Regions from separate parts of the Homo sapiens genome. Here region 2 is linked to region 1. A link is an interaction called in ENCODE POLR2A ChIA-PET data of the cell type or tissue named here. Cell type or tissue: PC-3. All regions are shown on one strand. Each heading gives the region's core, and the rest is flanking DNA. Links, peaks and the distances in the headings are about the cores only. Region 1 overlaps UBA1 (ubiquitin like modifier activating enzyme 1). Region 2 holds the start of LOC124905277 (small nucleolar RNA U13).

Region 1 (4,384 bases), core at 167-4,166:
AAAGGGAGGAGGGTTAGAGAGGCCTCCCCAGAAATGTCCCCAATGATGCCCTCCCCACAGGTCCCACCCACATACCTGGAGGCACTTGTCCTCTGTGAGGACCTCTTTGTCCTCAGGGAGACACTCAAGGGCATCAAAGTATAGCCACTGCATGATGGGCATGAACTTCCCGGAGCAGGCCTGGAGAGGGGAAGGGAGAGAGGGGGTGGTCAGTGGTTAACAGGGGCCTGACACAGACAGAGAGCAAGTGACAGAGTCATGGAGGAACCTGGCCCACCCCAATCCTGCCTCTCCCCACCCGTGCTGACCTTCATGACTTCCTGGGCAGCCAGGCCCCCAATGAAGGCGTTTATGGGTGCCAGATCCCCAGCAGCCACATATGCCAGCTTCCGGATGAGGTCCTCGTCCAGGTTATTTTGCTGCACTGCTGGCAGGGCTCGAGCATTCACAGCCTGTGCTAAGGCTACCAGTTCTGCTGCATCCTCCTGGTGGGCCAGAAAGAACCAAGAGAGGATATGTCAGGCCACAGTGAGGGCAGGGAGTGTGGACACGCAGAGAGGCATGGTGAGCCTGCAGTGCCAGGCATGTCTGCGCTGGCTGGCTCGCCCACTCACCCACCTCATTGCGGGGCCGAGGTGGCCGGCCATGCTGAGCACAGAACTGGTGCAGGGCCTGGAAGCCAATGTGCAGCTGGGCAGGGCGAGAAAACTTGGCGAAGTCCGTCACCACAAAGTCAGGTTCTGCCAGTGAGGCCACCAAGGATTTCTGTGGCGGGGGGAGAGGTCATCAGAACCAGAAGAGAGGAATGGAGAACTAGGGAATGCCTAGAACCACCCCCCACAGCCCACTGATCCCATCGACACACTCACAAAGCTAATCTTCTTAGGTACTTTGACCTGACTGACGATGCCTCCACGGATGTAGTCGGAGAAGTTGGAGGTGTCACAGATGCTAAAGGTATAAGGACCTACAGAGGGCAGGAAGAGAGCTGTCAGTCTACCCATTCTCCCTAAAATCCACAACCCCTGCAAGATAAGGAACCTCCTGCCCCGACTCAGCTCAGACATCAGAAGCTGTCTTCCCTCAGCTCCAGGCTCCACTTGGACATCAGAAACCATCTCTCCTGTGCCCCAGACTCAGCTCAGACCCCGTGAGACCCTGTGTCCCTGGCTCCAAGTCTACACGGGAAGACCTTCTCTGCTTCCCATCCAAATCAGCTCACACACAAGTAGATCCGCTGATCTGCCCTGTTCAAACACCAGAGACTTTTTCCCCACTCAGCTCAGATACCAGGGACACATTCTCCCAGGAATAGCTCAAACACAGTACCTCTCCCCCATGCCCACCAGCTCTTATTGGACCCCACAGGATTGTCTGTAGTTCATCTCAAACACCAGGATGTGTCTTCCCAACTCTGAACCAAGGGCCATGTCTTCTCCCTTCAACTCCCCGGCCAGAACCCAGGAACATATCTTCTAGTTCCCCTCTGCTTCCCCCATGGTCGCAGCTCACCCAGGACTTTGATCTCCATGGGCTGATTTCCGTTGAGTTCAACCATGCCCTGTACTTCTGAAAAGGAGACAAAGTCCCCGCTCTCAAACCCGTGTCGGGCCTCATCCAGGCAGGTAACCACACCGGGGTTGTCCTGGTTAAAGGAAGAGTGAGTCTCAGAAACAGGCCCAGGGTACCAAGAGCAGACAGGAAGGACTACTGCAGCCCACCTGCCTGCCAGGAACCCTAGGGCTGGTCTCCTTACCTTGGTAACCATAGAAACCATAGCACTGAGTGGCTGCTCCCCATTGGAATCTGTGAGGATCATTTCCTCTCCAAAGTCACAGAAGAGCTGCCTGTAGAGGGAAGCAATAGGGCTGGTGCCTGTGTCCCATGCACATACAGGTCCCACGGGTCCCTCAAGATGTAGTGAAAACTTGCTGAGCAAACTCAGCCTATCACTGCTGGGATGTAAGATGGTACTTGTGCCACATGGGGAGAGATGAAAACACAGAACCCAAAACCTGGGTAGCTGAGAAGGGATGAGGGCAGGGAGAGCCTAGAGTCTTGGCCTGGGCTTGGTAGGAGTTGGGGGAAAAGGGGACAGGGAGGGAGGTGGGCTGCCACTCACCCAAACAGGCCCCGCGTGTCTGCCACCACCAGCTTGATGCCACGGTTGTGACAGAACTCACCCACTCGCAGCTGGTCCTCCAGGGGGGTGTTGGTGAGCACCACCACCTGTGGAGAGATGGAGGCTCAGGCCCAGCATTGGGGTGAAGGGGAAAAAATGGAGGGCTGGTGTGGAGGACTCAGGCAGTCCTCAAGGCAAACACATCCAGGCTTTGCTGGGTCAGCCTCTTTCACAAACACATAGCACCTACTGTGTATCAGACTCTGTGGGGGTCGAAAATGAACCCCTGGACTATACCAGGAAAGGTGAAGAGGTAGCTGGGAGGAGGGAGTTTGGAGAAGAGCTGACTCATTTATTTGACAAACACCCGCTGCTGTCTGTCTGCCATGCCCTGTGAGACACTGGAGTAAAACTCTGTCTCCAGCCAAAGTCTGAGCTCACTCCTACCACACCCACCTGCTTCCAATTCTCAAGACGACGCCTGCTCCGCCATGATCTTTGGGATTTTGCTCTCTGCCTGAATGTCCATCCTTCCCCACCAGGGTGAGCTCCTACTCCTCCATCAGGATTTAGCTGCAGTGCCCTGGCAACCTGGGATACTCCAGGGACAACTCTCAGCTTCCAGAGCACCTCTTTCCGGCCTGGACTTTTTAATTAACAAACACCCATCCAGTCCTTATATGCCAGCTGCAATTCCACGTGTTTAACCCTCACAAAAAGTCCATGAAGTCAGTGCTGCTACCACGCACTGACTACAAACAGGAAAACAAAGGTACAGGAGATGAAACAACCTGCTTGAAGTCACACTACCAAGGCTGGAGGCCTGCAGCAAGGCAGTATGGCTCTACAGTCTGTGCCCACAACCACTATGCTGTACTGTCTGTACACATCTTCCCCACTTGAAAAGGCGGGGCCAGGCCGGGTGCGGTGGCTCACACCTGTAATCCCAGCACTTTGGGAGGCGGAGGCGGGCGGATCACAAGGTCAGGAGATCGAGACCACCCTGGCTAACACAGTGAAACCCCGTCTCTACTAAAAATACAAAAAAAAATTAGCCGGGCGTGGTGGCAGGCGCCTGTAGTCCCAGCTACTCGGGAGGCTGAGGCAGGAGAATGGCGTGAACCCAGGAGGTGTAGCTTGCAGTGAGCCGAGATCGCGCCACTGCACTCTAGCTTGGGCGACAGAGCAAGACTCCGTCTCAAAAAAAAAAAAAGAAGAAAAGAAAAGGCAGGGCCAGGGGCTAACTGCTGCCTGCATACTCTAGTCCCCCAGCACAAAACCTGACATTCAGGCCGACCCATTAAATCAATATTGAACACTACTGAATAAACCAGAGATGGGCTCTGAGAAAACTGGGCAGAAGGCTGGGTAGTACCCCCAAGATACCTGGAAACCACTAAGGAAGTCCTCAACGAGGGGTCCAGTGTAGGCAGTGACAGGCACATAGCTGTTGAGCTCAGCGAGGCGGGGCTGTGATACCTCGGCCCGGTTTTTACCGATGTCCTCCTCCCGCAGGTAGAACTGTAAGGGTGTGCAGTAGGGAAAAAGATGAAATGGCTGTGGCACCGGGAACAGTGGTGCCTCGGGAAGGGGGAAAGGGGGAAGGGTGCTAGGAAGAGGTACCTGGGAGGAAAGATCAGCCCACTGGGCAGTGCCCTGGTCATGTAGGGTAACAGCCTTGACCCCACCAAGGATGATGTTCTTAGCGATCTCCACGCCCAGGCCCCGCAGGCCTGATACCAGGACACTGGATGTCTGGAGCCGCTTCATTGCCTCATGGCCCAACACATACCTGCCAGGTTAGGGGGTACTCTAGGTCAGGGCCTGCCCCACCCAACCTTATCCTCTCAATGTCCCATTCCACACCCCTCAGCCCGGCCTTGGCCCCACTTACAGCTGCCGGGAGTAAAGGCCCTCGTCTATGTCTGCTTCACTGCCGTTCTTGGCCATTCCCTAGGAATAGAGGAAAAGAACAAGTTTAGGGAGACACACAGGAGTGGAGCATGGATAGACAGACAGTGATACAAAAGACTTTCCCACCCACCACCTCGTCTGCCAGTCTCCACGGAGAGGACACTCACGTTGGTTGGCACCGAGGGCACTTCGGACAACACGGACTGGGCAGGGGAGCAGTTAGAACCCGGCTTTGGATCAGGCCCGGACACGCGACGTTTCTTGGACAGCGGCGAGCTGGACATCTGGAGGAAAAAAAGGTCAGAGGTGACCCTGGAGCACATGGGTACCGTTTTTCTGTTTGTTAGT
Region 2 (4,384 bases), core at 190-4,189, 78 kb before region 1:
CTGGAGTGCAGTGATGCAATCATAGCTCACTGCAGGCTCGAACTCCTGGGCTCAAGTGATCCTCCCACCTCAGCCTCCCAAGTAGCTGAGACTGCAGGTGAGAGCCACCATACCTTCCTTGTAGAGACAGGGGACTCACTAAATTGTGCAGGCTGGTCTCAAACTCCGGTCCTCAAGTCATCCTCCTATCTCAGCCTCCCAAAATGTTGGAATTACAGGTGTAAGCTACCTTGCCTGGCTCCTGCCTTTTAAAAAAAAAAAAAAAAAAAAAAAAAAAAAAAAAAAAAAGATATACACCATGGAGGCTGAAGGAAACTGGGGAAGGTACCGTCTGTTTCCTGCTGTGCCCATTAGTTCCATCAGAGATAAATAAATGCAGTTTTACTTATGTTTTAAAATGTGGGCCAGGAGTGATGGCTCACACCTGTAATCCCAGCACTCTGAGAGGCCGAGGCCAGTGGATCACCTGAGGTCAGGAGTTCGAGACCAGCCTGGCCAACATGGTGAAACCCCGTCTCTACTAAAAATACAAAAATTAGCTGGGCGCAGTGGTGGGCACCTGTAATCCAGCTACTCAGGGGACTGAGGCAGGAGAATCACTTGAACCTGGGAGGTGGAGGTTGCAGTAAGCTGAGATCACGCCACTGCACTCCAGCCTAGGCGACAGAGTAAGATCCTGTCTCAAAAATAAATAGGCCAGGCGCGATGGCTCACACTTGTAATTCCAGCACTTTGGGAGACCGAGGCGGGCAGATCACGAGGTCAGGAGATCGAGATCATCCTGGCTAACATGGTGAAACCCCGTCTCTACTAAAAATACAAAAAATTAGCTGGGCATGGTGGCACCCACCTGTAGTCCCAGCTACTCAGGAGGCTGAGGCAGGAGAATCGCTTGAACCCGGGAGGCAGAGGTTGCAGTGAGCCAAGATCACGCCACTGCGCTCCAGCCTGGACGACAGAATGAGACTCCATCTCAAAAATACAAATAAATAAAAATAAATAAATAAATAATAAATAAAATGTGCACCAATTTAAAGAAACATGTTAAGTAAATAATGTTCATTTGGTACGTGGATATGGCAAAAGTGATGGTTGTATCTGAAGTACTGAAGTCTACGCTACCCTGGCCTATCTCTTGTCATGTGCATATGCTTTATGTGTGTGTCATATATAACATATATAATATGAAATACAAATATATTTTAATATATACCCTCCATGTTAAAACTTGGGAATTATGAAGAAAGTATCACAGTCTTTGGATTTCTTTTCTTTTCTGTTTTGTTTTGTTTTGTTTTGTTTTTTGAGACAGGGTTCCACTCTGTCACTCAGGCTGGAGTGCAGCGGCACGATCTCAGCCCACAGCAACCTCCGCCTCCCAGGTTCAAGCGATCCTCCCACCTCAGAGTTCCGAGTAACTGGGACTATAGGTGCCCACCACCATGCATGGCTAATTTTTGTTTTTTGGTTTTTTTTGTAGAGACAGGATTTCGCCATGTTGACCAGGTTGGTCTCAAACTCCTGACCTCAAGTGATCTGCCCACCTTGGCCTCCCAAAGTGCTGGAATTACAGGCATGGGCTACTGCTCCTGGCCGGATTTCTTTTTCTTTTCCAAAAATGGCATTTAGAACCATAACCTTTTTTCCCCTCATGTCAGATGGGTAATGTGCCTGTGCTGTAACAAGGTTGGAGAGAGGCATGTCTCACACATAAGCATGAAAACCGAACCACCATACTTATGAACCACAAAAGGGTGGGCAGCTACCATCTTTATGAAACAGTGTATTGAGGAGAAGTCAAAAGGAGAATTAGGCTATGAATTTATACATCACACACCAACTTCAGAGAATGGGCTTTTGTGGCCATGGCTGTGTTTTGAGCACCACCTGGTTAGCAAGCTGGAACTCAAACCAGTTCTCTGAACTCCAGTGTTAGAGTAGCTTACACGATGCTATGTACTGAGAAAACCATACGGGATGAGAAAAACATATGGTAATGGTAACAGAAATTGATTCATTCCACTGTTCACACAATGCAAACATGCCAAAGGAAGGACTCAGCCTGAACATATTTCCATTATGATGTAATTCTACAACTACAATCTAGTGTCTACACTTTACTTTTCTTTTTATTTTATTTTATTTTATTTTATTTTATTTTATTTTATTTTATTTTATTTTATTTTATTTTATTTTTGCGACGGAGTTTCGCTCTTGTTGCCCAGGCTGGAGTGCAATGGCACGATCTCAGCTCACTGCAACTTCTGCCTCCTGGGTTCAAGCAATTCTGAGGGATGCCTCAGCCTTCTGAGTAGCTGGGATTACAGGCACGCGCCACCACGCCCAGCTAATTTTGTATTTTAGTAGAGACGGGGTTTCCCCATGTTGGTCAGACTGGTCTCGAACTCCTGACCTCAGGTGATCTGCCTGCCCTGGCCTCCCAAAGTGCTGGATTACAGGCATGAGCCACCGCGCCCGGCCAGTGTCTACACTATTACAGGTGAGTGACAAAAATGAATATTATGGAACATTTCAATTCAGAATGTTGCCCTGTAGTGTTAAAAACGGAGTAGGGGGAGATATGTGTATTTACCGGTGAGGGTGAGATATTTATTTTATAGTGTTTAAAATGAAGCAATCCAGCCAGGGGCAGTGGCTCACACCTGTAATCCTAGCACTTTGGGAGGCCAAGGCAAGAGGATGGCTCGAGCCCAGGAGCTCGAGACCAGCCTGGCCAACATGGTGAAACCCCGTCTCGACAAAAAATACAAAAATCAGCCAGGCATGGTGGGGTGCACCTGTAGTCCTACTTGAGAGGCTGGGGCAGGAGAATTGCTTGAGCCCAGGAGGTTGAGGCTGCAGTGAGCCATGATCGCGTTACTACACTCCAGCCTAGGAGATAGAGAGCCTGTCTCAAAAAAAAGTTATTTATGACCACCACGGTGGCTCACACCTGTAATTCCAGCACTTTGGGAGGTCGAGGCAGGTGGATCACTTGAGCTCAGGTGTTCGAGACCAGCCTGGCCAGCATAGTGAAACCTTGTGTCTACTAAAAATACAAAAATTAGCCAGGCGATGTGGATTACAGCCAGGCGTCTGTAATCCCAGCTACTCGGGAGGCTAAGGCAAGAGAATCACTTGAACCCAGGAGGTGGAGGTTGCAATGAGCTGAGATCACGCCACGGCACTCCAGTCTGGACGACAGAGCAAGACTCCATCTCAAAAATAAAAAAAAGAGAGGGTCCCAATCCTGTTGTGTTGCCAGTGTCCACATTCCAGCTTTTTGCTAATCAACAAAGCCATTCTTTTTTTTTTTTTTTTTTGAGACATAATCTCACTCTGTCACCCAGGCTGGAGTGCAGGGCTTGAGGGTTCCAGCAAACACCTCTGCCATCTGTCTGCCTGCTTTTTCTGTCACTTTTGAAATTCTGGTATCATGCCCATGGTCAAAGCAACTAACTTCTGTGGCTACTAGAACTTTCTTCTTCCTTTTTTTTTGAGACGGTGTCTTGCTCTGTCGCCCAGACTGGAGTGCAATGGCGCGGATCTCTGCTCGCTGCAACCTCCGCCTCCTGGGTTCAAGCGATTCTCCTGCCTCAGTCTCCCAAGTAGCTGGGACTACAGGCACGTGCCACCATCCCTGGCTAATGTTTTGTATTTTTAGTAGAAACAGGGTTTCACCATGTTGGCCAGGCTGGTCTCGAACTCCTGACCTCAGGTGGTCTGCCTGCCTCGGCCTCCCAAAATGCTGGGATTATAGGCGTGAGCAACTGTGCCCTGCCTTCTTCCTGCTTTTCTCACTCTGCATTTCCTGCTGCTGTCGATGAAACTCAGCTTCTTATTCCCAGGCACTCTCAGAGTGAGGATCCATAGGAGGCTTTGATTCTCAGGACAGATAACCCCATCTTTCCTTTGGTTCTGACCTATTTTTCTGTGTCCTTGTTACTGTGGTCATACCCAGAGAAGTAACATTTTGTCTTGCATTTGCAAAAATCTCCACCTTTCCCCACAAAGGGATTTCAGCACAGTGGCTATTTTAACAGATACCATGCAGCACGTACCACACATTCCCTTCCTGAGTCCTCGAAAGTAATTTTCAGCTTTTGATTGGTTATATTTTTCTTCCCAGCTACATTTTTGGGAAGTCCAGCAGAATAACTTGCTACTCTTTTAAAGGTTCTAATGATAAAATGAAACAAAACATCCCCTTTATATCATCACCCACAAAGCCCTAATGCGTGCAACAAAGATTGTGAAATGGCCAGAGAACAGTTTGTGAGACAGAAAGGATGGCTTTGATGGCCAGGCATGATGGCTCATGCCTATAATCCCAGCACTTTGGGAGATCGAGGTGGGTGGATCACAAGGTCAGGAGTTCAAGACC

What was found. ChIA-PET counts read pairs that join two places held together with the same protein. Peaks named below come from ENCODE experiments on the same cell type or tissue, not always from the same donor. Only the 100,000 strongest peaks of a DNase experiment are listed, where the experiment ranks them.
Region 2: POLR2A ChIA-PET joins it to region 1 with 5 read pairs; 8 of 35 experiments call an interaction of 5 or more read pairs at or near these places.

The regions. Positions count from the first base shown.
Region 1 is chrX:47,198,739-47,203,122 of GRCh38, reverse strand. It overlaps UBA1 (ubiquitin like modifier activating enzyme 1), which reads right to left. Exons shown (of 26, transcript NM_003334.4): 2 at 4,204-4,320; 3 at 4,017-4,075; 4 at 3,746-3,914; 5 at 3,509-3,643; 6 at 2,123-2,229; 7 at 1,757-1,847; 8 at 1,513-1,645; 9 at 870-967; 10 at 619-765; 11 at 309-485; 12 at 76-180. The coding sequence starts at 4,320. Among named protein-coding and RNA genes, the nearest start is that of INE1, 3.9 kb to the left of the region's middle. RefSeq lists an enhancer at 3,730-4,384. In PC-3, for the core only: a CTCF peak has its summit at 2,672; a DNase peak (open chromatin) is centred at 2,572; H3K27ac peaks cover 980 bases.
Region 2 is chrX:47,276,499-47,280,882 of GRCh38, reverse strand. It overlaps LOC124905277 (small nucleolar RNA U13), which reads right to left and starts at 1,756; the gene lies at 1,653-1,756. It also overlaps the pseudogene RN7SL785P. In PC-3, for the core only: no CTCF peak of the experiment used is centred there; a DNase peak (open chromatin) is centred at 1,992; H3K27ac peaks cover 430 bases.